7 separate regions of the Mus musculus genome follow, and regions 2, 3, 4, 5, 6 and 7 are each linked to region 1. Evidence: chromatin contacts called from ENCODE Hi-C data. All regions are on one chromosome and are shown on one strand. Each heading gives the region's core, a stretch centred on a gene start or an enhancer-like site at or near the end of the contact. The rest is flanking DNA. Distances are from core to core; before and after follow the strand shown.

What was found. Hi-C counts contacts between places; a loop is a spot of excess contacts on that map.
Region 2: a map of T-helper 17 cell shows a loop between it and region 1 (14-fold over the local background). The contact joins two enhancer-like sites. A Hi-C loop is called at or near these places in 2 of 37 maps with a recorded cell type or tissue (T-helper 1 cell and T-helper 17 cell).
Region 3: a loop to region 1 is called in a map of regulatory T cell, with 17 times the contacts of the local background. The contact joins two enhancer-like sites. A Hi-C loop is called at or near these places in 4 of 37 maps with a recorded cell type or tissue (T-helper 17 cell, T-helper 2 cell and regulatory T cell).
Region 4: a map of T-helper 17 cell shows a loop between it and region 1 (16-fold over the local background). The contact joins two enhancer-like sites. A Hi-C loop is called at or near these places in 3 of 37 maps with a recorded cell type or tissue (T-helper 1 cell and T-helper 17 cell).
Region 5: a loop to region 1 is called in a map of T-helper 1 cell, with 13 times the contacts of the local background. The contact joins the promoter of Ntsr2 here to the enhancer-like site in region 1. A Hi-C loop is called at or near these places in 2 of 37 maps with a recorded cell type or tissue (T-helper 1 cell and T-helper 2 cell).
Region 6: a loop to region 1 is called in a map of T-helper 17 cell, with 16 times the contacts of the local background. The contact joins the promoter of Nbas here to the enhancer-like site in region 1. A Hi-C loop is called at or near these places in 1 of 37 maps with a recorded cell type or tissue (T-helper 17 cell).
Region 7: a map of T-helper 17 cell shows a loop between it and region 1 (21-fold over the local background). The contact joins the promoter of 4930448C13Rik here to the enhancer-like site in region 1. A Hi-C loop is called at or near these places in 2 of 37 maps with a recorded cell type or tissue (T-helper 1 cell and T-helper 17 cell).

The regions. Positions count from the first base shown.
Region 1 is chr12:98,666,474-98,670,436 of GRCm38, forward strand. It overlaps Spata7 (spermatogenesis associated 7), which reads left to right. Exons shown (of 11, transcript NM_001289572.1): 10 at 2,359-2,416; 11 at 2,629-3,346. The coding sequence ends at 3,198. Among named protein-coding and RNA genes, the nearest start is that of Spata7, 40 kb to the left of the region's middle. Within about 2 kb of position 2,169, at least 1 of the 3 ENCODE cell types and tissues checked has a DNase peak (open chromatin) inside an H3K27ac peak, as active enhancers do.
Region 2 is chr12:16,149,083-16,153,274 of GRCm38, forward strand. No RefSeq gene overlaps it. Among named protein-coding and RNA genes, the nearest start is that of Gm48606, 81 kb to the right of the region's middle. Within about 2 kb of position 1,650, at least 2 of the 3 ENCODE cell types and tissues checked have a DNase peak (open chromatin) inside an H3K27ac peak, as active enhancers do.
Region 3 is chr12:16,182,993-16,186,906 of GRCm38, forward strand. No RefSeq gene overlaps it. Among named protein-coding and RNA genes, the nearest start is that of Gm48606, 47 kb to the right of the region's middle. Within about 2 kb of position 2,564, at least 1 of the 3 ENCODE cell types and tissues checked has a DNase peak (open chromatin) inside an H3K27ac peak, as active enhancers do.
Region 4 is chr12:15,716,162-15,720,346 of GRCm38, forward strand. Gm40287 (a long non-coding RNA gene) reads left to right here. Exons shown (of 6, transcript XR_872503.1): 3 at 2,145-2,267. Among named protein-coding and RNA genes, the nearest start is that of Mir6387, 83 kb to the right of the region's middle. Within about 2 kb of position 2,872, at least 1 of the 3 ENCODE cell types and tissues checked has a DNase peak (open chromatin) inside an H3K27ac peak, as active enhancers do.
Region 5 is chr12:16,651,704-16,655,373 of GRCm38, forward strand. Ntsr2 (neurotensin receptor 2) reads left to right here and starts at 1,767. Exons shown (of 4, transcript NM_008747.2): 1 at 1,767-2,420. The coding sequence starts at 1,797. It also overlaps a transcript of Lpin1 not described here.
Region 6 is chr12:13,266,961-13,270,625 of GRCm38, forward strand. Nbas (neuroblastoma amplified sequence) reads left to right here and starts at 2,167. Exons shown (of 52, transcript NM_027706.1): 1 at 2,167-2,304. The coding sequence starts at 2,191.
Region 7 is chr12:15,048,598-15,052,331 of GRCm38, forward strand. 4930448C13Rik (RIKEN cDNA 4930448C13 gene) reads right to left here and starts at 1,792. Exons shown (of 8, transcript NR_045960.1): 1 at 1,703-1,792; 2 at 745-835. It overlaps Gm36128 (a long non-coding RNA gene), which reads left to right and starts at 3,107. Exons shown (of 7, transcript XR_381295.3): 1 at 3,107-3,171; 2 at 3,543-3,618. It also overlaps the pseudogene Gm3838.

The sequences.
Region 1 (3,963 bases), core at 919-3,418:
ATGTCCAATTTTCTGAGGAACCGCCAGACTGATTTCCAGAGTGGTTGTACCAGCTATCAATCCCACCAGCAACGGAGGAGTGTTCCTCTTTCTCCACATCCTCGCCAGCATCTGCTGTCACCTGAATTTTTTATCTTAGCCATTCTGACTGGTGTGAGGTGGAATCTCAAGGTTGCTTTGATTTGCATTTCCCTGATGATTAAGGATGCTGAACATTTTTTCAGGTGTTTCTCAGCCATTTGGTATTCCTCAGGAGAGAATTCTTTGTTTAACTCTGAACCCCATTTTTAATGGGGCTATTTGAATTTCTGGAGTCCACCTTCTTGAGTTCTTTGTGTATATTGGATATTAGTCTCCTATCAGATTTAGGATTGTTATAAATCCTTTCCCAATCTGTTGGTGGCCTTTTTGTCTTCTTGACAGTGTCTTTTGCCTTACAGAAACTTTGCAATTTCATAAGGTCCCATTTGTCAATTCTTGATCTTACAATACAAGCCATTGCTGTTCTGTTCAGGAATTTTTCCCCAGTGCCCATATCTTCGAGGCTTTTCCTCACTTTCTCCTCTATAAATTTTGGTGTCTCTGGTTTTATGTGGAGGTCTTTGATCCACTTAGACTTGAGCTTTGTACAAGGATATAAGAATGGATCAATTCACATTCTTCTACATAATAACTGCCAGTTGTGCCAGCACCATTTATTGAAAATGCTGTCTTTTTCCACTGGATGGTTTTAGCTCCCTTGTCAAAGATCAAGTGACCACAGGTGTGTGGATTCATTTCTGGGTCTTCAGTTCTATTCCATTGATCTACCTGTCTGTCGCTGTACCAGTACCATGCAGTTTTTAATCACAGTTGCTCTATAGCACAGCTTGAGGTCAGGCATGGTGATTCCACCAGAGGTTCTTTTATTGTTGAGACAAAACTAGTAACTTTTAAGAACTGCATAAGGAGTTTTTAAGTTTCAAGGTGAAACAGTTTAGAGAGCCACTTCCCAGCAGCACCAATAGGTGGAACCCTACTGGACTACACATTTTACAGGGTTAAAATGGTAACTTTTATGTTTTTTAATACAACCCCAAAATTTGCATATCATTTACATGTTTCCTTAAATGTTTATATTTCCTCTTTAAGATTTAGCACTGGTTCATAAGACCAAACATAAAACCAGACTGAGAAAGAAACTAAATGGTGCAAGATGGAGTTCTTCACACTGAAAGGTGTTCAACCTTTCAGTTGATCTCATCTAGTTGATGAGAAAATGCGTGTGTTTGTGTGTTTGTGTGTGTGTGTGTGTGTGTGTGTGTGTATTTATACCAAAATAATGTGTGTATGTGTGTGTGTATTTATACCAAAATAATATGTATTATTTAATCCCAGCTTGAGGAAATATATAAGCATATAACAATGTCCGGGTGTGCAATTCCAGAATGTTAGCAGTAGCTGTAGAGTAGGATACAAGTTTCTGGATCTCTAAACATGATAGGACAACCCAGGCCTCCTGGGTTACTGCATGTGTTAACGAGTATGAATGATGGTGGCCAAGGAAATTAGTTGTTTCCAGGAGACTTGTGAATAGTAAGAGTGGTACTGGGCCTGCTGTAGAAAGAATGTATTCCCTGAAGCTGGTCACTTCTCTGAAGGGATCGTGACCTTTGCTTCTCAGGTAAATTTTCTGAAGGGGCTGTAACCTCAGGGGAGAGGAAACTCATCCTAGAGATGTAATCTCTCACCTTTACCATGGCTCTCACTGGTCTTCATACCCTGGCTTTAGCAGGAAGAGAGGGCCAGGCATGGTAGCACACGCCTTTAATCCCAGCAAGGAGGCAGATCTCTGAATGCCAGGGCTGCATAAGAGACCGTGGCTGGGGTGAGTGGAGGCAGACTATTGTATATGTTTAGCATAAAGCCCTGGCATCCACTTGGAGGCTGTTTTGTAGGCTTGGCGTCCATGGAGAGTATTCTTTAGGAGCAAGGTTAACAGCTCTGTGAGAGCATTTTCTGTAGGGTTGGTGAAGGGCGCAGGGAGCTTTTAGTGTCTGTGTGTCTAATGGGGAGAGAGATTTGCAGGCAGTTCTATCCTTCACCTAAAACAGTCACAGAAACATAAGTAGTACGTAATCCTTCTGATAGACTGGCGTCTGTTATCTAACGTAAAAACAAATGCGTAACAGAAGCCAGGCTGCCTGCCAGGTTAGAGCACGTGACAGAGCAGGAAGGATTTGTTTCTAGCTTCACAGGGAAAACCATTCATCTGAAAACTACTTTGCAGCCTTTGTCGGTTTTTATGTTATGTAACTATTTTACATTTAGTAGGTTATCTGAGTTTAAGATACTAATATTTTTCTTTATCATTTGTAGGTTTCTAGAGCGACTGTTTGAGCGACATATAAAGAAAAATAAACATCATTTGGAGGAGGTTGGTCTTTCTTTGGAATTTAATGTTTTTCTATTCTCTAAAAGAATATGTTTTATTTAAAATAGGCACTTTCTGCCTTGTGCTTTTTATGAGGGGAAAGGGGCAGGACTGGGAGAGTGTGATCATGAGACTAGCAGCGCTGCAGATAGAGTTCAGTTTTAATAGTGTAGCGAATGTAACGACCCTCAGAATTGCTTTCCCCCCAATTCTAGGGAAAGATGCGCTACCTGCTGCATGGGCTGAAGGTTGACTTAGGCTGCATATCTGAGGAAGACCCAGCAAAGCAAAAACATTTCAGAATGTTGAATCAACTTCATTTTCAAAAGGCTCTGATTTCAAGAGAAAATGAGTTTGTAAGTGATGAAGAAACAGTGAGTCACCACGAGCGCCAGCAGTACCAGGAGGCCCTGGACATGCTGTCGGCTGTGCCGAAGGACGAAAACAAGATGTTCTCTTTACCGGGCGAATTTTTAATACCCGCCCATAAAGTCAAGCATTCAGAGGGTGTTATAATTCAACAGGTCAATGACGAAACAGATAATGAAGCCTCACCCTGGAATGAAAACAATCCAAGTGTTTCTGATAGTGTAATAGACCAGGAAACCTCTGTGGATGTCATTGAAGGTGACAGTGACTTTGAAAGGGCTGAGACTTCCAGGGAACTCTGTTGTCTGAGCACATCACTGTCCCCATCTGGTCCATTCCCCAGCATCAATGGTGGCAGTAATCATGGTAAGGAATTATCGACTCTACGAATCATGGGAATGAGCATTGAAGACTGACCTCTGGATCTACATTAATAAACACTCCATGTGGCCAGTAACTCAATATTACTTTTCTTCTTTTTTTTTGTCCCCTTTTACATATTAAGATTTCTGTAATTTCAATGCTATGTAATAAATTACCACAATTTTAGTGTCTTGAAACACCACATATTTATTATTGCTCTCATATTGCTATGGTTCAAGAATTGAAACACAGAGTGATGGGGTCAAAAGCTACAGTCCAGGTGGTATTCAGGGCTGTGATGGCATCAGGAGGCTCGACTGGGGGAGAAACTGCTTCCATGCTACAGTTGCCAGCAGAATTCCTTTTCTTGCACCATAGATCTGCGAGTTTCATCTGGTCTTGGCTGGCTGGCGGACAGATGGCTACTTGCCATCTCCTGCCATGTGCATGCTCCCTAAGCAGGTCACAGCTTGGCAAAGGAGAACCACAGAGACTGCTAGCAAGGCAGGTAACTCTTGGTGAGAAGCAGGACAGTCACGGGTCTCTTGCAGTCTTAGGGGTGAGGGGATGATACACAAGAGCGCAGATGCAAGGCTGGGGACCCCTGTGTTACCTGAGGCTTCATCCACCACTTCTAAAGTCATTTTTCAGAACATGTTTGGTCTAACACAGTGACCTCATGGGAACTGACAATGGTTTATAATCTGGGACGGTGTTTACATCTTATAACGTACAGGGGCTTGAGGGTTAGGAGACTCTTGTCTCAAACAAAAACCACAAACCACACAAAACAAAACCAGTGTTTCAAGAGACTAGCC
Region 2 (4,192 bases), core at 400-2,899, about 83 Mb before region 1:
TTGGAATCTAAATTAAACATTTGTTAATTTTGTTATTATAATTATTTTATACAATTTATCTAGGTTTACATTTTGATCCACAATATCATGTCATAGAACTGGAATGTGGTATAAGTGCCAAATATATGTAGACAGCGTTGCAAATTTATAAAATCACCAGAATTCTCACATTATTCCTGAATAATAAAAAAAAAAAAACAATCCTGTTCTGGAAAAGAAATGACGTCTATTTTCATTTTGCTATATACTAATTTATATAATAAATCACTTTATATAATTAATTTATTTTGCTGTTAAATTTTGAGACAGGTGCTTGTGATGGTTTGTACATTCTTGGACCAGGGAGTGGCACCATCTGGAGGTATGGCCTTGTTGGAATAGGTGTGATCTGGTTGGAATGGGTGTGTCACTGTGGGTGTGGGCTTAAGATTCTCACCCTAGTTTCCTGGAAGTCAGTCTTCCACTAGCAGCCTTTGGATGAAGGCGTAGAACTCTCAGCTCTGCCTGTGCCATGACAGCCTGGATGCTGCCATGCTCCCACCTTGATGATAATGGACTGAACCTCTGAACCTGTAAGCCAGCCCCAGTGAAATGTTGTTTTTATAAGACTTGCCTTGGTCACGGTGTCTGCTCACAGCAGTAAAACCCTGACTAAGACAGTTCTATATCAGCAGATTCTTTATCTCCCTGCCTCAGTTTCTACCACTACATCAGGCTGAAAGTCTAATTTTAGAGACAAACAACTCTCATAAAAACAATGTCTATTTTATGTTCTCAAAAGAAGAGGATAATAAATGTTCTTAATCACTGGGGTACTAGTGTGTGTGAGGAGTTGAAATAAGAAGGCCTGTGAAACAATGGGGTCCTTTAGCTCGCTGCTTTTCCTTTCATGGCATAGGTAGAGAAGTGTTATATGCCCCAACAGCTTAGAGTTTTGCTCCTGGCCCCGAGACCAGACTTCCTAGATAGCAACAAGCTTTTGACCACCAATCCCTGCCACAGTTCTTCATTGCCAGGGCCAGACACTTGCCATTGTTCTTTATAGTGATGGCCACAGGGCTTGAAGTTGGGTCTGCGGTGATGATCTTTAGACGCAGCAAGGCTATGAACAAGTCCATGAAGACAGCTGTCTGCTGTTATCCAAGGGGTACATTACATGACCCACCCACAGGACATGCCTGAAACCATGGTAGTAAACCCTACATATATGTGGTTTTTCCTACATATATGTACCGTGGTGACATTTGGCTTACAAATTAGGTAAAGTAAGAAATTAATCACAATAATTAATGGTAAAATTTTAAAAATTATAACTATATACTGCAATACAGGCTATTTATGGTTGGTTAAATTACTTATTTCTGGAATCATTTACTTCTCACCAAGCTGTGGTTGGCTACTTGTAGCTGAAGATGCAGAAAGGGAAACATGAGATGGAGCTGGGGGGGGGGAGGTGATTACTCTGAATATTTTCCAATGGACTTGGGGGGTGACTACTGTGAATATTCCCTAGATCAGAAGCAATGAGGAAGGAATTAGGCAATCCCTCCCTGCCACAGTGATCCAACTGCGGGGACTGGGTTTCACTCCATTGCCCAGACAAGGAATAGCACATGTTCTTTGGGAGGATCTCCTGGCAAACGTAGTTGTTCCTCCTCAGCATGGCAAAGCTTTCCATCAGGGTACCAGAGCTTAGGCAAAGCCAAACAAAAGCATAACCCCTTACCTGGAAGGGTCAGTTTTATTAGAAATTTTGGGAAAAAAACAACCCTATTCTTTTGTGTTAAAGACATATAAAGTAAAATGCACCACTGCCTGCATTAAAATAAACATGAAACTTACAATTTGATTTTAAAAAAATAGCTCATGCCTATAGACCCATTGGTTCAGAAACAGCACTGAGCTAGCATGTATTAATTCTGAATCTTTAGCCATCCCATAAAAAAAGACAAAAATCATCCAGGGAGATAACAAGAATTCAAACCGACAGAGGCAATGGAAGCCCCCCAGGCTGTAGACTCCCCAAAGCAACAGAACTCCAACGTCACAGCATCTCCCACCAGAGCCCGTGAACTTAGCCACTGTGTCCCTCCCTCTCACACCCTGGCATTTGGTGGAGTAGGGCAGGAGAGCCAGGCATATTCATTCACTCTCTCCAGCTGGCTGTGAGTATCCAGTGGAAAAATTTAAGCAGCCCAGGCTTTTAGCTTTCCCCCTGGGCTGCTGCTGCTCGTTGCATAACATGCTCATCAGTAAAAGAGCTGAATTGCAAATAATCTACTAACCTGGAAGGAATGTCTGAAGAGCTCCCACACACCACACTGGTACTCATTCAGTCCAGAAAGGTTTTGTGGGTTTGCTGTGATATTATTGAAGTAAAGGGTTTGGCTAGCATAGCCAGTAACTTGAGTGTGTCTTTTGATCCACATAGAAATTGTCCGTCTAAATGACATTTGTATGTTATTCTTAACTGCCTGTGGAATCAGATAATCTATTCCCCAGAAGGCTGTCAGCAGCCTCCAGTCTTTGTGAAGGTTGAGTTTCCGGCAAGGAAGGGTGTCAGGCGTGCCTGGAGGCGAGACTTCTGGAAGGATGATTCACACACTTTTATAGCTTCACTGCTCACAGGCTATGGGTTTGTTGTTTAAAAGCAATTTGAATGTATGGGATCTTTATGATGGTGTATATTCAGGGGTAATTTGAAAGTACTTTTTTCTCATGTACGTAGGCTGTCAAGGTGGGATCTGGGAGAATTGAGATTTACACTGATGTTCTAGCGTTTGTATGATCAAGCAGGGTGGAACCTCCCGTACTAATATCATAGCCCCCATCAGGTGCCAACGATGAACAGACTAAGGAAAAAAGAAATTTGTCAAAAGCCCAGACCTTGAATTTCCACCAAAGGTCTCACCAAGTGGTATAAGACAGAGTGTCAGAGTGTTCTGGGCTAGATGTGAAAGTTCACTGTGGAAGAACTCCAAAGCTTATAACTCGTCTGAAGTCAGAGAGGTATTGATTCATGCCACTCTAGAAGATCGGTTTGCAAAGCCAGTGGAGACAGCCAGAGAGAAGATAAATGAATCGGACTCAGGAGCCCACAGCTAGCAGCCACAACTGTGGCAGGGAGCTTGCCACGGATGCTGCGGCTACATTTCAGAAGCAACCGGCCCACTTGCGTCCCCCTGATGGCCCTCATGGTCCTGCAGCCTTCCCTTACTCAGCATCCTGAATCCACTCCAGCAGCCTGCCCCACCTTCTTGGCATACTTCAGGCCCAGCCCTGCCCCGCCCGGACATAGAAGCTATACTACTACTTTTTCTCACTGAAGTGACAAAATGCCATGCAAAAGCAATTTAAAGAACTTAATTTGACACACGTGACATAGCCACGAGAGTACATACTATCGTGACAGAAAAGCCAAGGCATCGCAAGTGTGAGGCAACTGCTCGCATTACAACCACAGCTGGAGAGATGGATACTGGCAAGAAATCCCAGCTTTGTCCTTTCTGTTTTGTTTTCCTTTTTAGTCAGTCCAGGACACCATCTCAGAGTGTCTTGTCAGAGAAGGAGGTATTTCCAAAGAGAAAAGTCCTTGTTCCACTTTGTTTGGTTAGTGGACTATTAAAATAAGCCACTCCCAAGAATTAGAATTTCTCTGAAAATTCTATTCTGAGGGAGTAGAGAGGCTGGAGCCCTGGTGTCAGACAGAAGAGGAACATGCCTCCCAGGGAGAGATATTACACAGTTCTGACAACTTATTAGACCTTTCAGGAGAGACTGGGAGCAGAGACAGTGATAGGTCAGTAGCAGGAAGGACCACACCTGGACCAGTATTGTTTCCTTATGCATTCACCCGGCCCTCTAAACATTTAAACCTGAAACTTCTGTCAGTATCTCAAAGAGGTTCTGGAGATCTCTGGGCCTCTTCATTTGTCCCTCTTCCTAATGTGGCCACACTGATTAAATATGTTTATTCATTTTGCTATTGTTTGTCTCTTTACTTGGGGTACAGGCAAAGAGCAGCTGAGCCTCACTTGTTAGAGCTGCCAATTCCCCGGTGTTTATCCTAAACAATCCAGTTACAATGGAATTGTGCCTCCTGTGTCTGAGTGGGTTTTCCCCTTGGTTAAATCCTATGGAAACATCTTCACAGACATGCACAGAGGTATTTGACCTGGGAGATTCTGCATCT
Region 3 (3,914 bases), core at 1,314-3,813, about 82 Mb before region 1:
AGCTTTTCTTCCTTCCATGTCCCGCCCTGTCCCTGCTCTCTAGCTGACCACAATGGCCATGCTTCTGTCCCTTTGCTGGCTAATTTCAGCCAAATTGACTTGATTTAGAACCTCTGAGGAAACCCATTGGCCTCTGTGGGTGTTTCAAGAATGGTTTAACTGAGGTGGGAAGAGCCACAGCTCATATAGGCATCGTGTTCTCCTGGGCTGGATAGAAAGGAAAAAGAGGGTCTCTGCCAGCGTCCACCACACCCTGCTTCCTGCCTGAGCATGTAACATGACCAGATGTTTCTCACATCTGCTGTTGTGCCTTCCCCACCAGTCTGGACTAAACCCTTCGTTCTTTGAGCTGCTTCAGTCACAGCGAGGAAAGCAGCTACTTCACCCCACCCCACCCCCAACTCTCTCCCACACACAACATGTTATAGGGGAATTGTCTTTGTCCACATGTTACAGGGGTATCACAAAATGTGTAGTAAATGATTACTAAAATGTCAGTGATTGTACAAGTGAAGGAATTCTAGCAGCAAGTAGGCTGGTTTCTATATTACATACAGGTGCCAGTTTGGCACAGAAGTGGGGAGAAACGTGGGTTATTTTATCCACCAGGCTGATCGCTTTACCCTCTTAAAATGTTAATCAGTTAAATGTGTACTGTCTATCCAACAACTGTGTGTCTACCTGCCAAATCCCAAGCATGTTCTGAAATTGAAACTTATGAAACTGCTAGCATTAGACCATTTTAATGATATTCAGGTGCCTCAGCTTCCTACACCCACTATGGTGGAGCAAAATTTCTATGCTGCTATCCTTGTGGGAAACTGAAGTATGTGTGGAGACAATGCTGATATGTGGTGACTACTCCTGAGATGATCTCTTCGTAAAACTACAGCAAATAAATACTAAGAGCTTCGTTGGCTAGGACTGCAAAGGACACTTATGAAGGAGCTGGTTTTATTCAGGGCACATCGTAGAAAACCAGGAGTTGCAGAAAGCCATGCAAAAAAAGTCCCATTTGGACTTATCTGACAGAAGAGAGAATAAGGGTGTACTTTACACTGAGACTACTGCACTGTGGTGTTTCGGGGATGCCATAGTGAGCGGAGTGTTGACAGATAGTTTACATGGTCAAGGGCAGACCCTGTCCTCATTGATAAATCCGCATTCCCAATTCTACAGACATTAGAGAGAAAAGGAAAAAAACACACAAAGGAAAAGTGGTCCTGACAACGAGAAGAATAATAAATATATAGTTGTCATAAAGAATAAGAATTGGAAATCAGGCTCCCACTCTCTTGCTTCACTGAGCCGATCTCATGGCGCTTCAGTTTCTGTATCTGAAAGCTGGGAGAAGATTATGGATCATAAGTGGCTGTGATATCTCTGGGGCGAGGAACTCCATGCTTGCTGTGTGGTATTCAGCAAATATCCACCTGTGTGCTGAATTCAAACTTGTGATATACGTATGTTCCCCTCAGAACTGTCATTGGTCTTTTCAGAAGAGTCCCTGTGCTCACTCCCTGAGGCTCAGGGAGGTGTGTTGGGAGTGACAACCATAGTTTGAAAACTTCACTCATCTTGAATGTGTATCTTTTCATAACTGGGAAACATCGTGAGCTGCAACCTCCTATGGTCTATTGACAAAATAATTGGCTCAAGCTCAGAGCATTCTTAGGATTGTTCCTTGCCTTCTTCACCATCATGATTTCAGTCTTATTATGCAACTCTGAAGGTCAAACATGTTACTGGGGATGCGATCTCACAGCACTCAGATGATGGGTAACAGTAAGGACATTTAACTCTTATTAGATTTGTATGTTTTCTTCATCACAAAGTCCCATACTTGGACTGGGGATTTGACTCACTTGGTAGAATGCTTGCTGCCCCAAGCCCTTGGTTCTGTTGCCAGCAGCACACAAACCAGGCATGCAATCCTAGCACTTAGAAGGTTCAAACAGGAGGATCAGAAGTTCAAGGTCATCGGTAGCCACTTAGTGGATTCAGGCCAGAGAGATAAACAAAAAATCCCAGGACTGCTATTCATGAGCAAGTAACAAAACTTCTCCAGCCCCAGGCTTTGAACTTTAGGAAAGGTTCAACAATGGAAGCACCAACCATGAGGTGGATTAAGCATATAAAATCCTTACTGTGTGTCCGAGGCTCGGTGTCTAGCTATTCTGGCCACTGCAGTGAAAATAAACCTAAGTACAAATTCTGCTTTTGTGATTACTGTCCCCAAGATCCAGATACATAAAAGGTTTTGGACTCCTCTTTCTCATCTGTAGAAGAGAAAATGATACTCCTATAGATTATAAAGAGTGGAAAAGACTGAAAAAAAACACAGGAATAACTCCTTTGTTTCAAGAGGATTCCTACAGAACATATTCTGTAGACCCCGAGTTACTCACCCTCAGGATTATGCCCCATATAACTGTTTTAGCCAACCAGTGAGACCTGTAAGCCCCGCACTCAGAAGGACGAGGCAACTTGAATCTGAGTTCCACGACAACCCGAGCAGCGCAGTGAGACGCTATCTCTGGAACCCAACCAACCAAGCGGCCCCTCCAGCAGGAAGTGAGTTCAGATGAGGCTAAGCCGTTTTCCCCCAACACCAGCAGAGCCCTGGGTTCCCTTATCTTGACAGCCATGTGTGTGTGAAGGAGGTCAGTTCGCACTTGCGCCTGCCTGTCAGCTATTCTTCAAGCTTCCAAAGTTTGGCTGCAGGTTGTAAAATCATATTAAGTTCTGGCAGTTTAAGAAGCGTGCCCGGAAAAATAACCAGAGCAGGAAGGAGAAGAGAAGTATTTGAAGGGCGCAGATGGATTTTGCAGCTGGGGAAGGGAACATTAGCATTAGCGAAATGTCTGTGGTGGAGCCCAGGTTTCCTTCACACAAAGGTCACATCCCTTCACTGTGAAGAGAATCATGTTGAAGGTATGATGTTGCCGTTGCACTTTATCGTTCCCCATCCTGAAAGGTTTTCATCTTGGCAGCCTTTTCCCCTCTACTAATCCAATTCTCCTTGGAAAATGTCACTCCGCTTGAATTTTCATAGCTCTTCCCCTCACTTGGGCACCTGGGAGTTCCGGATCAGAGCTGCGAAGCCCACGAGAGGAGGAGACGCATTTCATTATTGTGGGCGCCGGATGAGTTAAGCTATAAAGAAATGCCAGGCAGTTTCTTTTCTGACTTTTTCCCCTTGGTCTGTTTTTCTACATCAGGCTGTCTCTATTGTATAGGCTAGATGGTCAGCGGAAAGTGCAGCTGCCCTCTCACGGGGGAGTGACAAGATGAGACACACATAGGGACTGTCAGCTGACCCTAAATACCATTCTAAGGAAAGAACGGGATTGGCCATGGAAGAAGAAACCTCTTCCGGAGCTTCACACCACACCAAGCTCTGCACAAAAGGGGGAGTTAGACAAACTGCTTAAAGTCAGTGGGCAGTGAAAAGAAGCTGGAAGCGAGCAGACCCAGACCTCATTGTCTCTCACATGTACCCAGTACCACAACCCCACAGAACATTTCTGTGGGCATGGCACCCTGGAAGAAGAAAACTTGACTTAAAATGTAGTCGATTTGGTTATTTTGTGGCATTAGGGATCTGGAGCTCCATCCCACAAGATCTCCATATAAGCAGACACCACACACAGCCCAGTGGATGTGGTTCCGAAGGAAATACTTTCCTTCATTTTTAAAAAATACTCATTCTGAGATTCACACAGAGCAGTTAATTCTCCGTGACCGGGTGTAGCTCATGTAAGACACTGATGGAGCTGGACACTGAGACAGAAAGCAAAACCAAGCCAACTCCAAAAGATCCAAAAGCATGCATGGTAAATTCTCTGACCACTGTATCAGTCCAGACGGAGCAAACCCCGAAGGACCCAAGCCTCTGTGTATTTACAGATTCA
Region 4 (4,185 bases), core at 1,622-4,121, about 83 Mb before region 1:
CAAGTCACTCAGTGTCTGAATCTGGGGACAGCATGTTAGGAGACAGAAATCAGTCATGGTGTACATTACACCATGAGAATTGGCAAATGCTGTACAGAGTTTTACTTTCTTGACTTTGCAGATTCGTGAAAAAACAAAAAAACAAACTATGGAAAAATGTACATACAGATTAAACGTAAACATGTGTCTTTTTAACAGCTGAAGCTCTGCGAATTATGAACCTGAGCAGTATGAATGAATATTCTCACAACATTTGAGAACAATTACCCAGTCGGCAAAGAGAATGCTCATGCTGTAAACAAATGGGTGCAGTTCTGACTCACTTCTTCACTGTTTGGCTTTCATCTTCCATGTTAAGATGAGCAAAGACCTCAGATAGCATCTGTGCTGTAGCTCTCCTTGTCTGTCAATTGAAACCACGTTTTGTCTATGGGTTCAAGGGTCTAGCAAAGTCAAGAAAAGCATACTGTGAGAAACAATCCCCTGTGTGGAATTTGCAACAAAGATGTAATGTTTTATTATTTGTAAACTGTTCACTACATATATTTTTCTGTCAGCAAGACAACATGCATTTTCTCAGAGAGCTGAATGTCAAATATTTACCCACATATCACTGCCCAGCATTCCATGCTTCTGGACTAGTCTACGTACATATGCCTTGACATTTCTGTCTACTCTAATGTCCTGGATTACTAACGATCTTTTGGAACGTTAAGGAGGAAAGCAAGTTGACATTATGGTTTCGGAAAAATATTTTCTGAACTGATATAGTGAATTATTGTCTAAGAAGACCTAGTACAGCTAGCCAGGCTGGACTAAGTCAACATCAGTGACACAAGATTCTGAGTTATAAGACTCATTCATTCACCGAGTAATGATTTTTTGCCTATCATCACTATGTGTAGTTGCAATAAGAGATAGGAATAATAGTATATGATAGACACAGGAGTTTAACTAGTACCTCACAGAAAGTGACCATCATGTATAAAATACTGGATCCCAGGCAGGGTTTTTAGTTAAAAGCAAGCATCATGATTTCTGGTATGTTGATTTCAGGACTTTTTTTTTTCTTCTCTGAGATCGTTTTAACCATCTGAAAAGGATGTATGTTTGAGATTGGGGGGCTGGATTTCAACTGCCATTTAAAAATGTACTCCCCGAGTGCTTTCATGTAGGCGGAAGATGACCAAGCAGTTCTTCAACATGGACCAAGCCGGCTCTACCTCTCTTGCAGTCAGGAAGGTCTTAGACAGAGAGGTAGCAGAATAAACAGAATGTGAAGAGTTGTCTAAAAACAGAGCTGGAAGCTTGAGAAAGAATCCTTGGCTAGCAGTTTCCTAAGGCCTGTAACCAGATCTGTAAATAGAAGCCCGGGGTTGTGGGAGAGGCTTCTGCAGGGTGGAATCTACCTCTTGAGTCATATGTGAACTTGGCCATGCAGGATGTGGCTGTCTTTGAATCTGATGGATGGTTGATATTTAACATTATCGGTTTATACACTTATGTGTACCTCAACTATCATATTTTGAGAGATTCAGATATAATTAGCATTTTCTACATGTGTGACTCTAAGGAGTTGTGAGATCTGTGTCACAGTCTCGGTAGCAAAACATAAATATAGCAGTTTCCTCTCAGGGAATGAGGGAGCAGTGAGGTCTCTAAACTAGGGATGACCATGAAGCTGGTCCTAATCTGAGCAAGCTTTGCTTTTTTAGCTTTCTATTCCACTCTCTTCTGTGAATGGTTTTTCTCCTTCCAACTGTTCTCTTCCTCTTCTTTGTCCCCTCCCTCTTTTCTTCCCTTCCTTTAATTTCCATGACACATAAATCACAATGCTTGCAGTAATCTTAAGGTAAAAGCCCCACTGTGTTCCCATGCGCAATACGTGATTGAATTATTAACAATGTGCTGGAAGAGGCCATGTCACGGTGGGATTCTAGCCAACAGGGAAGTGTCAGGGAAGCAGAAAGTGGTGACTTCTGGAACTCCACCCTCCACTGGAATGAGGTACAGAGAGGACAGGAAGCCAAATCCAGCTACAAAGCCATAGAGGAAGTGGCCATGGCCAGGATAAATATAGTCTTCTAAAGAATTTCGCAAACACAAGGGAAGACTTATATCTTGCCTTCCTCACCCTTCTCTAGGCCTACAGACGACGTGGGCCACACAGCTCCTGACTCCCAAGGAACTCTGCATTCAGATGTGTGGAAAAGGAGTCACCCTCACACACAGAATATGGAGTCTTAAGCCAGCATTAGGACTTTCAGGTGGGCATATGTACATTATGACAGGCAAAACATGTGTATCCAAGGTAAAACATGTGTATCCAAGCTTATCAGTACTCGGCTACAGTTGTGTTGAATTCTTTCATTGATCTGTTTCTGATGCTCTGTCTGAGGTAAGTCTGCTTTATTCCTGTCTTCCCAGAAGCAGGAGTGATGGTAATAATACAAACAGCATCCAATACAAACAGCATCCAATACAAACAGCATCCAATACAAACAGCATCCAAATAGTCTTACTCTCTGTTACGTCTACATCTACACTGAAATAGGCAATGTGGTTGCAATGTCCCTATTACTTCTTCAACAGACCATTAAAGGGGGGTAAATTGAATGGTAATATAGCTAACAAAATTCACTAAATGCCCAAACAGGAAATTTTCTGCTAATTTAGCCTGGCTCCAAAGTTACAGATCTGCCTCCTACAGAGCTCTTGTATGGCTCAGTTCCAGTATTCACAACTGCAATGAGGTTTGGTCAGATCTCTGAATAAAGATATAAAGGAAAATGATTGGGGACAAGAGATAAAGTTGATATGAAAGTTTATCTTTGTACTTTCCAGGACAAATCTAGACCAGTTAGAACGGAGGCTGGCTCACATCCAGGAATGTTTTCCAGACAGGCTTATTGTTGGGTCTTCTGGTCATTAATATTGGCTTCACCAAGTCTGGACCAAACCCTCTGATACATCCATGGTGCCCTTTAAGAGATTAATATATGTATAGGTCATGTCTCTCACAAAGAGGTTAGAGAGTGACACAGTTTCTAAAAAATAAAAATAAAAAAAAAAGCTTGCACTCTTCCCCTGAAAAGTTACAGATGGCGATTATGTCGCTATCTAGGTTGTTAAGATACAAAGGCTGTCTCAAAGACATACTTGCTGGGCTGGAGACTCAGGGGGCACACTGTATACTCATTTTTCGTGTCCTTCGTGTTCTTCAGATGAACACAACTCTGAAAGACTGACTCATTGCAGGGACATTTTCCCAAGACTGTCACAGTATTATAAATGGCTTCCCTATGTTCCAGTGTCCCCTGCACGTGAAATAAAGAAAATGTCCCTTCAGGCAGGTGAATAGAAATACTGCATGTGACCTAGTTTAATAATACTTCATCTTTATGTCTTTCTTTCCACTGATGAGACTCTTTCACCATTAAGGTAATGAAACCCTTCCATCTTTCAGGACCTCCATCCCACCCAGGAGGAGTGGCAGAGGACAGGATAACAGAAACAGGTAGAAGGACAGAGAAGCCAGGCCTTAGTGGTCCATTGCCATTTTTGTCTTTTGATTTTAGTAGATGAGGAAGATAGTTCTAAAGAATGAAGCCTCTTTCCTGAGCATGCACAACACAGAGATGACAGTCCCACTCCCTTCCTTGCTGGTATTTGATGTAGAGATTTTCAGGGAGATCTAGATGTCCAGTTTTTTAAAAATAGAACTCACTTGCTTCTATTTTACACTTCTGATGTAGGTTTTTTTTCCTTTCTTGAAGTAAAAAAAAAAAAAAGAATGTTAATATATGAAACTTCTCCTGTATCTTCAGGGAATCTTAGATGCATAAGACTTAGTCCCTAGATGGGAAAAAGGAACTTAAGGTGATAGCAGCTGCCTTGAGAGGGCTAGGGTTCTGGTTCTACTCTTGCTCACTGGTTCCTTGTGTAACACAGAAGGTCTCTCTCTCTCTCTCTCTCTCTCTCTCTCTCTCTCTCTCTCTCTCTCTCTCTCTCTCTCCCCGTAGGGTGGAGGGGTATGTATCTTGATTTCTACTCCTGTTGTAGGCGTAGCTCCTTAATAGCCAGTCATTGACCATGGCAAAAGAAACGTTGGTTTATTCAAGGATCTGGCACACCATACAGTAAGTTACTCTAAGCCACCCTAGTACACACAGACCAGAGTGAGAA
Region 5 (3,670 bases), core at 517-3,016, about 82 Mb before region 1:
GGGGACAGGAGGGAATGGCTTTCATAATGCAAATCCAGAAATATTTCATGGGTTATAGTTACATAGCCACAGTGTCTGCTCTGGGTTGGTAGAAGAGTCCCTGCGGTAGAAGTATGGTTAGTTGGCAGCTTCGGGAGGTAAAGCCAATGTTTTGTTTAATAAAGGCATTTACAGTAAATATAGCCCTTCAAGATGTGCTTATGTTTGAGCTGAGCAAGCGCATTGTATTAGCTACTTTCAGGGATGCTCAGACAAACCTGACAAGAGCATCTTCAGGGAAGAGAGGCTTTGGTTCTGCTCCGCAACGCTGTGCTTCTCTGTATCTGCCTGCGTGCTCATCTCTCCAACTCTGGTTTGGAGATAAAGGCATGGAGTGCGTGTTGTTCCCCGTCCATTCCCCACCTCAGAAGCCTTCCCATATAGAAGGAGAATAAATCTCAGTTTCATTGTGGATATGGATCTGGAAGAAGATGAAACTGATTGTCACTGGGCCATACAACCTGTGAGGTTGGAAAAACAGAATCCGGAGGTATGGGTGTCAATCTAATTCTGTCCCCAGTAGACACTAGACCTCCTCTGAACAGGAAGATGGGTATCCAAAAAGTCTTCCAGCTCCAGAGTTCTCATTTCTTCATGAGCTCACAAATACGCACAGTTTAACAGATTTAACACACACTCGTCCCTCTGCTCTGAGGGTGACATCCTGGGACAGTGTGATACCAGGAGGGTGCGTGCACTGGCCACCTTCTTGAGGTTATTACTGCGACAGAGTGTCATAGTTAGGGTTGTACTGCTGTGAACAGACACCATGACCAAGGCAACTCTTATAAAGACAACTTTTAATTGGGGCTGGCTTACAGGTTCAGATGTTTAGTCCATTATTATCAAGTCAGGAGCATGGCAGCATCCAGGCAGGCATGGTACAGGCAGAGCTGAGAGTTTTACATCTTCATCTGAAGGCTGCTATGAGAAGACTAACCTCCAGGCAGCTAAGATGAGGGTCTTATAGCCCACACGCACAGTGACAAACCTACTCCAACAAGGCTATGCCTTTTTTTGTTTTTTGTTTTTTGTTTTTTGTTTTTTGTTTTTCTGAGACAGGGTTGGCTGTCCTGGAACTCACTCTGTAGACCAGACTGGCATCGAACTCAGAAATTCGTCTGCCTCCCAAGTACTGGGATTAAAGGTGTATGCCACCATGCCCGGCTAAGGCCACGCCTTCTAATAGTGCCACTCCCTGGGCCAAGCACATACAAACCATCACACAGAGGCAGCCAGGTTAATGAGAGCAAAGTTGCTGAAGCCTGGCAAAGCCTTCTCTGAGCTGTCTCTTTCTCAGATTGCTCATAGAAATGACAACAAACAGACGGGGGTGAGGGATGTTGCGAAGTTCAAATTGTGTCTGTCTGTCTGTACTGTAGCTTGAGCATCTGCCTGCCAATTAACTCATTTGATCCCTAGAGAAATTCTGCAGCATGGGTAGTATTTTAAAGTTGAAAAGCAATGGGGTGGGGACAGAGGGCTTTTAAAAACCTACCCACGGGTCACATGGCTTACCAGCAATGCCATCCAGGTGAACCTCAAAGGATGTCCTCCCCCACCTTCTTCCACCAACACGTGCTTTTCTGGATGAGCCAAATGGCAGAAAGATTGAAGACTGATTCTGGAACTCCCTCCAGAGGCGTGTCCTCCCAGTTTTGGAGGTTCCCAGAAAGGAGGTGGTGCTGGCTCCCCGGGCAGCTAGCCCAGGCTCTGGGCAGTGAGAGGGAGGGAGATCAGGCCACCACGAGACAGAGATGGAGACCAGCAGCCTGTGGCCCCCGAGGCCCAGCCCCAGTGCAGGGCTGAGCCTGGAGGCGCGGCTGGGCGTGGACACTCGCCTCTGGGCCAAGGTGCTGTTCACCGCGCTCTATTCGCTCATCTTCGCGCTTGGCACAGCCGGCAATGCGCTGTCCGTGCACGTGGTGCTGAAGGCGCGGGCGGGTCGCCCCGGGCGCCTGCGCTACCACGTGCTCAGCCTGGCACTGTCAGCCCTGCTGCTACTGCTGATCAGCGTGCCCATGGAGCTCTACAACTTCGTGTGGTCCCACTACCCCTGGGTCTTCGGCGATCTCGGCTGTCGTGGCTATTACTTCGTGCGTGAGCTGTGCGCCTACGCCACGGTGCTGAGCGTGGCCAGCCTGAGCGCAGAGCGCTGCCTGGCCGTGTGCCAGCCGCTGCGCGCCCGCCGCCTGCTCACCCCGCGCCGCACCCGCCGCCTGCTGTCACTAGTCTGGGTCGCCTCTCTGGGCCTTGCCCTGCCCATGGCGGTTATCATGGGACAGAAGCACGAAATGGAGAGGGCCGACGGGGAGCCTGAGCCTGCCTCGCGTGTGTGCACGGTGCTAGTAAGTCGCGCCACGCTCCAGGTCTTCATCCAGGTAAGGGAGTGGGGAGTGGGGTACAGTAGAAGGGGAAACCTATGTCCTACAGTTAGCCTTTAACACACACACACACACACACACACACACACACACACACACACACACACACACACACACTGGGGTAGTGAAAGAAACTAAAGCAACTCCTCCAGGGTCCTTCCCAGATATTCAAAGGACCAAGGAAGGGTGCAAGCAGCATCCCTTCACTACCCGTGAGCACACAGAGGATCTGGAAGGGTAAACATGTGAAAGTGCAGAAAGGCATGCTGGCTGGTGCATCAGGACATGTGTGGGATTAGGGGCTGCATAGATGACTGGACCATCATATCTTCTGCATTGAATTCCTGGCCAGGTGTGGACTGGAGTCTTGCAGCTATTGCTTGAGATTTTCAAGTCCGGGTGTGCCAGAACAATGGATTAGACTAGGGGCACACATATGGTGGTAGAACAGAAGGGTTTGTCAGGAAGAAAAACACTTGCACAACTGAAGTGGATACAGAGCAGAAGAGGAGGGAGCTGTTAGAAGCTCAAGGGCACTGGCCAGGAGTAGAGTATGTGCCATTTGCACAGCACCTGCCTTCTCCCACATTTATAATCCATGAGCTTTTTCTACTGTTTTGTCTCTTATGTGTAGCTGTTGGTGAGGGTCCCCAGCCTTTCTCTGCCATTGGTTTCTTTCATATTAATCTTGATACCTCTTTCTCTCCACCCTATTCTCTTGCCACAGTACAAGGCTGCGGTGCCTGGCATAAAGCTCCTTTTCTCTGCACCATCCTGTGTGTATCATCTGGGTCTGGTGGGCAGGAAGGGAGGAGTCTAGGACCTATTCATCCGTCCTTCACTTACCACCTCCCTCTTCACCCAAGAGAAACCATGGAAAGAGCCAATTGTGCCCATGTTTAACCATGTCCTACGGGGCTGCCTTTTCCCTATCTGGTTCAAGTTCTTCTTGAATGGGGACAAGGGGACCAAATGCCTAACAATAGTTTGCTGGTAATGGATTTGCTTTAAAAGGAGTTTGGCATTTGAAACATCATGTCCATCTCTAGAAAGAGAGTTCAGCCATTATCTGGGAGGAAGGGAGGGAGTCCAAGGAAACTGAAGGGTTCCAGTTGGGACACTGTTGGAAGAAACTTCAAGTTAAGAAAAGGATTCAGGACAGGGATGGTGAGGAAAACAGGGACACTGAGTCAGAATTATCAATTTGCTGGCTCCCAGGAGGCCCTATTTCTGTTCTCTGTCCCTGT
Region 6 (3,665 bases), core at 917-3,416, about 85 Mb before region 1:
TGCTGGATCCAGACAGGTGTGATCTGCCATGTGGATGCTGAGAACTGAATCATGGTTGTGGTGGTTTGAATATGCTTGGCCCAGGGAGTAGCACTATTAGGAGGTGTGGCTTTGTTGGAGGAGTTTTGTCACTGTGGGTGTGGACTTCAAGCCTGGAAGCTGGAAGCCTAGCAACCTTCAGAAGAAAATGTAGAGACCTCAGCTCTTCCTTTACCACGTGTGGCTGGATACCACCATGCCTTGATGATAATGGACTGAGCCTGTGAACCAGTAAGCCAGCCCCAATTAAATGATATCCTTATAAGAGTTGCCTTGAATCACAAAAGAGATGACTCAGTGGTTAAGAGCACTGAATGCTCTTTCAAAGGTCCTGAGTTCAATTCCCAGTTAACCACATGGTGGCTCACAACCATCTGTAATGGGATCTGATGCCCTCTTTTGGTGTGTTGAAGACAGCTACAGTGTACTCATATAAAAATAAAATATATCTTCAAAAACAAACAAACAAAAAGAGTTGCCTTGGTCATGGTGTCTGTTCACAGCAGTAAACCCCTAAGACAGTGGTTCTCTGGAAGGACAGTCAGTGCTCTTAACTGCTGAGCCATCTCTCTACCCTCTTGGAAGTATGAATTTTGCCCCCTGCTCTAAACACTGGGGACACGGTGCGTCTGTGAAATGAATCTATTATACCTGACGACGTTGCATTCTTCTGGGCTAGAGTTTACATTTTTGGAGGATGAGGACAGACTGTACACAAGTAAAATAAATTATACATCACATAGCATATCCAATGATAACAAATGTTGTGTTAAACACACAAGCAGACAAACAAACAGACAACCTGAGCAGGCACGGGGAGGGCTGGGAAGCTGGAGTGGGAAGAAAGTGAGTGTGAACTTAGACAGGAACAAGAGTTCGGAGGGAAGGTGGCATTTAAACTACAACCGGAAGGAGATGAGAGAGCAATAGCAGAGCCACATCAGGTACAACCTCTGTGTACAAAGAACATCCGTGTCAGATCTCCTGATGTTTATGTGTGTCTGTTGTCTTAGAAACAGCAAAGTTGAATGGTGTGTGTGTGTGTGTGTGTGTGGCAAAAGTTTAGCTGTGAGAGTACAAGGTGCAGATGAACTTGGAGAGACATGGGAACAATTAGACACGCTCCAGTTGTGCATTTTATTATACCATTGCCTAATGCACTAAGTTGGTTATTCTACAGGATAATTTCTGAAAGGTATCTTGTGAATTTTCACTTCTTTTCAACTCAACAACAATGTGGTCGTCTTGGTCGTAATTGGCTCTGCTTACACTAAAGGGCCTTGCAAAGACAGGCATATGCTGAATGAATGAATGAATGAATGAATGAATGAATAAACGAGCAAGCAAATGAGGTAAGTTTCCCCTCTAGGGAATCCTCAAGCTGCCCTATCTTTATCGTCCTCCACACCCTTTCTCAGCTTGGCCTCTCTATTCACCCTGTCTGTTATAGCAACGTAATCTTCCTATGTCTTGTGCACCTCCTAACTGATATATTCTCTCCTGACTTCCAGTGAACCCAATTTCTACCTATAGTTGAAGGCCCAGGGCTGGGCCTGATGGCACATCTCTGTACTCTGAGCACTGGGGAGGCTCAGGCAGGAGGACTGGGTCTGAGGCAGGAGGACTGGGTCTGAGGCTAGTCCATGTTGTATGGTGATTTTTAGGACATCCTCTCTTACACAGCTGACAAGCTCTCCTTGTTACAGGGTGTCTTCATCAGCCTCACTGTTTTTTTCTAGGTGCCTAAAGCACCCTTCCTGTGAACTGAATAACCCCTTGGTACATTTAAAGTCCACTCTCCGAACACGTTCTGTGTTTGCAGAAGAATCTGTACATGAACACCAGCACTCTGGGAGGTTCTTGCAGCTTCGTAGACGCTGACTGGGTAAGAAAAGTTCAGTGACTTGACTCATTTCAGGCACAAATGAACAAAAAGTGGACCAGGGTCCAAGACATATCTCATACAAGACAAGGCCATTCTTAGACCCACAGATCTGTCAAGTTTAGCATTCCCTTTCTGTCATTTTTAGCATTCCCTTTCCGCACTTAATTCATTTCACTCTGCCAATCACCAGCGGCCGCGTCCAGGAAAGTATGACCCGCGCGAGTCGCCGTAGTGCCCCTCCCTCCACCACTCTGTTCCCGGCCAACATGGCGGCCCCCGAGTCAGCGCCGGCTTTGAGTCCCGGCTCTGCGGACGAGGAGGAGACGATTCTCTATGACTTGCTGGTCAATACCGAATGGCCACCTGAGACAGAAGTGCAGGTGAGCCGGGCTCTCTTTTTAAGGCTGTAGGCATGGCGCGGGCGCGGGCGCGGGGCGTGTAAAGCCACGTCGCGGTGCCACGCAGTGCAAGTGGAGCGGGGATAGCAGCTGTGTTGTCTCCTGGCAACGGCGGGGCTGCCGGGTCCAGGGCTCGCTGAAGGGTGTCTGTAGTCAGCCTTGGCTCCGAATTCGGCTGTGTATCCCCACTCAGGCTGTCACCCTCTCGGCAGGTCAGTGTCACTCTTCTTCCCTAGGTCCTTGTCATATCCGGACTTGCCTTGTAATCTTGTTACCTGTGGCGGGAGAATTTCGCAGGACTCTATCGTCCTTTAAAAGTCTCAGTAATACGCATTTACTAGTGTGTGTGTGTGTCTGTCTGTCTCTGTCTCTCTCTGTCTCTGTCTCTCTCTGTCTCTGTCTCTCTCAGTGTGTGTGTGTGATACACACACACACACACACACACACACACACACACACTCGGACCCCAGATATGGTGCAGGCTGCTGGGCATTCAGAGACAGTGTTTTCATGGAACTTGCAGTGTGGAGGAGAGATAGCCAATCCAGTGAACGTTTCTCATTACCAAGCCCGAAGTGCTGGCTGAGTAGAATGCCAAGGGAGTGGAGAGAAAGAAGCAGCGGTTCTCCAATTCTGCTGGAGACAAAGTTGTGGTGTTTGCCAACTTATGGACCCTGGAGTTACTAGTTTCCTAGGGAAAGCCTTCGGGTCATAGGGTGAAAGCAGGAGCCCAAGGCCCATTTACTTGACATACATGGTATCAAGTGCCTGGCATGCCCGTGTGTTAGGCCCTGGGGAAGCAGCATGGCTAGGAAGACTCTTAAATCTGGCCCAGTGAGCTCCTTTACCTTGTCTTCTGAGTATTTATTCTGCTTGTCTTCAATTAGGTCTTGTAATGGCAAAAAGCTGCATATATTGTTATTCGTTTCGGTTTCTAGTGAGTGACGTGGACATTTTGTAGATGATGAAATTGAGAGGCTGCTGCCGCCTTTAAGTTGGATAAAGATATCTAGCATTTCAGAAATGTCTGTAATACTGTCTCAATGCTTAGCACTATACGTTGATTAAAAAAACAACACGGAGTCAACTTATATTGAAATCTCGTTGTCCTCTGCCTTTTCTTATCTGCCTTCTTTATTGATTTCTACATCTGTTTCCTACAGCTGTTGCCCTATAAGCTCTGCCTGGGATCAACTTTATATCCCTCCACTGTGCCAAATTGTTCCCTGATGATTCCTTCATGTTTGTTAAGCGAGCGTCCTAGGGAGTAACGTATCTGTTCTTACTGATTACTTATTCATTTTATTCTTGGTAGAACTTGAAAGCACTCTACTCACTGTATT
Region 7 (3,734 bases), core at 542-3,041, about 84 Mb before region 1:
ATAGAATATCTGAAATGTTAAGGTGAACAGTGATGAAATGGATACATGCACAAATAAATTTTCATTATGTTGTCTTAAAATTTTCGGATTATACTGCACTTACCTATTACCTCTTAGTTTATGAGTAAGTACTTATTTAAAGAAGAAAGGAAATAAAGTTTCTTTTTAATAAGGAAAGAAGATGGAAAAATGTAAAGAAGAAATAATTGTATAGAATTCCTTTTTAGTTATTTAGACTCTCCAACTGATCCTAAACTGGACAAAGTTTATTCCTTTGAACCAATCCTTGGTTCTGCTGGTTGGGATGTGTAATTTATTCCACTCAGATTTCTAATTATAATACAAATGCAGTAATTAGTTATTTGCTGATTGTCCCACATTAATACTTACATCAGTGTGGTAAGAGGGTAATTTAATATGGACCTTGTCCCTCCAGAGCAACTAGTGTATTAAATATGTTTCACACCACCCACCCCTTGTTATCTAACATTCTGATGAGCAATCAGAGAGACAATGGCTTGCATAGCTGATCACATGTGAATGAAAGGGTCATGTTTTCATTTAAGTATGCACAATTTCCTCTTCTTTGTAACAGTGTCCTGATTAACTGATAATTCAGATCACCAGAGATATAGGAAGGAAGAGAGAGAGAGCGAGAGAGAGAGAAATTGAATGATTTAATTTTTTATTTAAATAAATGAATGCTTAAGCCTTAATCAGCTTTGCATTATTACAAATAAATACCTGAGTCATTCTGTAGGTGAATAAATGTTTCAGTAGTTCATAGTTTTGGTGCTTCAGTTCTGAGATCACAGAGTTTCGTTTCCTTGCATATCTGGAAGAGGTGATATTTTAATGAAGCAATGTATTTTGGAGGAGAACTCAATAATGAGGCGGAGAAGTAGGGAGGGGAAGATGGAAGAAGGGACAGTGAGAAGGAAGAGAGAGAGAGTGGAGACAGGGAGACATATCAGAGTTCTAAAATCCACTGGAGTAAACATTCTTACTGACTTAAAATATTTCTCTAACTCTTTAAACATATTGTTTGTTTGTTTGTTTTTTGTTTGTTTGTTTGTTTTTCGAAACAGGGTTTCTCTGTAGAGCCCTGGCTGCCCTGAAACTCACTTTGTAGACCAGGCTGGCCTCGAACTCAGAAATCCACCTACCTCTGCTTCCTGAGTGCTGGAATTAAAGGAGTGCGCCACCACGCCCGGCTTTAAACATAGTCTTTTGAAATTTAAATATGATTATACTGTTTACAGCTTATTTTCCGTCTTCTAATTCTCTCATACATTACCTCTCTTGAACTCAAATTTATGACATTTTATATATACATATATATATATATATATATATATATATATATATATATATATATATATATATATTGCTAAGAACAGGAGAAATAATCTTTCCCAGAGAATAAGAAACTACAGATTTGTTATTACTACAAGTAATCAGCCCTGAAACCTTTAACTTTCAATAGCCTATCATTATTTCACATAGGACCATCAAGAAGACTTCGTGTTTATGTGAAGATTAACAGGAGACACTCGTTCAAATCACAACAGCTTGTAATTTTCCACTCCATTACAGCTCAAGATGCCTTGCATAGGGAACGGCATACCATAGTGGACTTGTCTTCTCATCTCATAATCATAACATAATCAAGATAATTCCCCATAGATGTACCGAGTCCAACCTGATTTAGATAGTTTCTCATTGAGGCTCTCTTCCAAGGTAATTCTAGACTGCTTCAGATGGACAATATAAACTGATCATTACCAACTCCACCTTTTCTTACTTTGACATGCAAACAAGATTTTTAAGCTTCAACATTCTATCCATTATCTCTAATGATCCATATTTACCTCACAATGCAAAACCCACTGTCTTTAAACTTTTCATCTTAAAAGTCTAAAATTTCTTAACTGTTAGCTTCTATAATATAAAATATCTTTTAAAAAATATTTTCAACCTATATAGACAGATAATAAACATTTCCAGTTCAAAATGATTAGAAGGATTATAAAGTCAAGGTTCGCCATGAAAGAACTTCTAATGGTTCTAAAACTGACTCTGAGGAGGAGGAGGAAGAGGGAGGAGGAGGAAGAGGAGGAGGAGGAGGAGAAGGAGGAGGAGGAGGAGGAGGAGGAGGAGGAGGAGGAGGAGGAGGAGGAGGAGGAGGAGGAGGAGGAGGAGGAGAAGCAGCAGAAGGAGCAGAGGAGCCTGGCTGCTCATCCTGGGTTCAAGCGGCACCACCACTCAGAAGACTGTGGTGGAGGTCCTCGGTCCCTGTCCAGGGGGCTCCCTTGTAAAAAAAAAAAAAAAAGCAGCCTCGGAGGGCAGCAGTGAAAAGACAGTTTCAGACACAAAGCCTTCTGTACCTACCACTTCAGAAGGTGGGCCTGAGCTGGAGTTACAAATCCCTGAACTGCCTCTTGACAACAACGAATTTTGGGTCCATGACGGTTGTATTCTCTGGGCCAATGGAATCTACCTGGTTTGTGGCAGGCTCTATGGCCTGCAGGGAGCGCTGGAAATCACCAGAGAGATGAAATGCTCCCACTACCAGGAGGCTGGAACTACTTTGGGCTGCTACAACACAGGCTGCTCCTTCTGACACCATTACCCATGTGCCATTGATGCAGATTGTTTGCTGCATGAGGAGAATTTCTCGGTGAGGTGCCCCAAGCACAAGGTTGGAATGACAGAGAACTTACTTGACATAGGCCTGAGGCCTAGCTACCTCCTCTGAGCCATGTTTCACGCAACGAAACACAGTCTCTGCAAGTGTCACCTCCTGAAGAACATGAGCTGCTTCATCTTGAAGATGGATTTTAAGGTGAGACTGTAGAGATGAGAAGGTGGAGGACACATGTAACAGAATCCTCCTGCTGTGCAACCACACCCCACTCTGCCCTGTCCTGCACCCCCGCTGCGCTGTGCGCACTGCCCATGCCAACACTTCCTTCCTATGTTCTCACATCACACTCAAACTGGTGATACCACAGGAAAAGATACAAGATGTTTGAATGGCTGTTTCCATGGACACAATCTCCATAGTGACAATGTGGGGGAGGGGGGAGGGGTGGGCTGATGGGAAACGGGAAGTTAAAAGGGAGGGATAATATATATATATAGTCTGGAAAGACTTTGTTTAAATGAAAGGTGCGCTATCCCTTTTGATTCTATTTTAAAATTATCTAGTTAATTCAAAATTTGTACCAATGACAATGAAATTTGAATGTGAAATTGAACTGAACAAACTCATCTCATCAAGGATGGGGTGTGGCTTTGATCTTTAGCCTGTCTCACAATTCAGTGAACACTAGACCCTGGACTGAAAGAGCAGACAAATGGCAACCACCCTTCCCTTGGTTAGAATCTGTCTCACAGGGGAAGTTTGGGGAAGGGGGACAGATTGGGGCTGGTCATTTTCAAAAGTGTGGGGAACGATGTTTAAACACAAAAATAATTTCTTTTCTTTCCAGAAACACTATTTATTTATTTTTATTTTTCCCTTTTTTTCTTTTTTGCAGGGGGTGGGTGGTAGTGGTGAAATTGGCAGATGCTACAACGTCATGGCTGTATCCTGTATCACTGTGGCCCCACCAAGTAGGTAGAATAGCCCCAACAGGTGTACGCAAGGAATGGCTTATCTCTGGTGCCCTCTTTCCTTGGCACATTCCATGTAGTTGGGACCCTTGGTGGTGGTGGTGGGGGGGACCCAC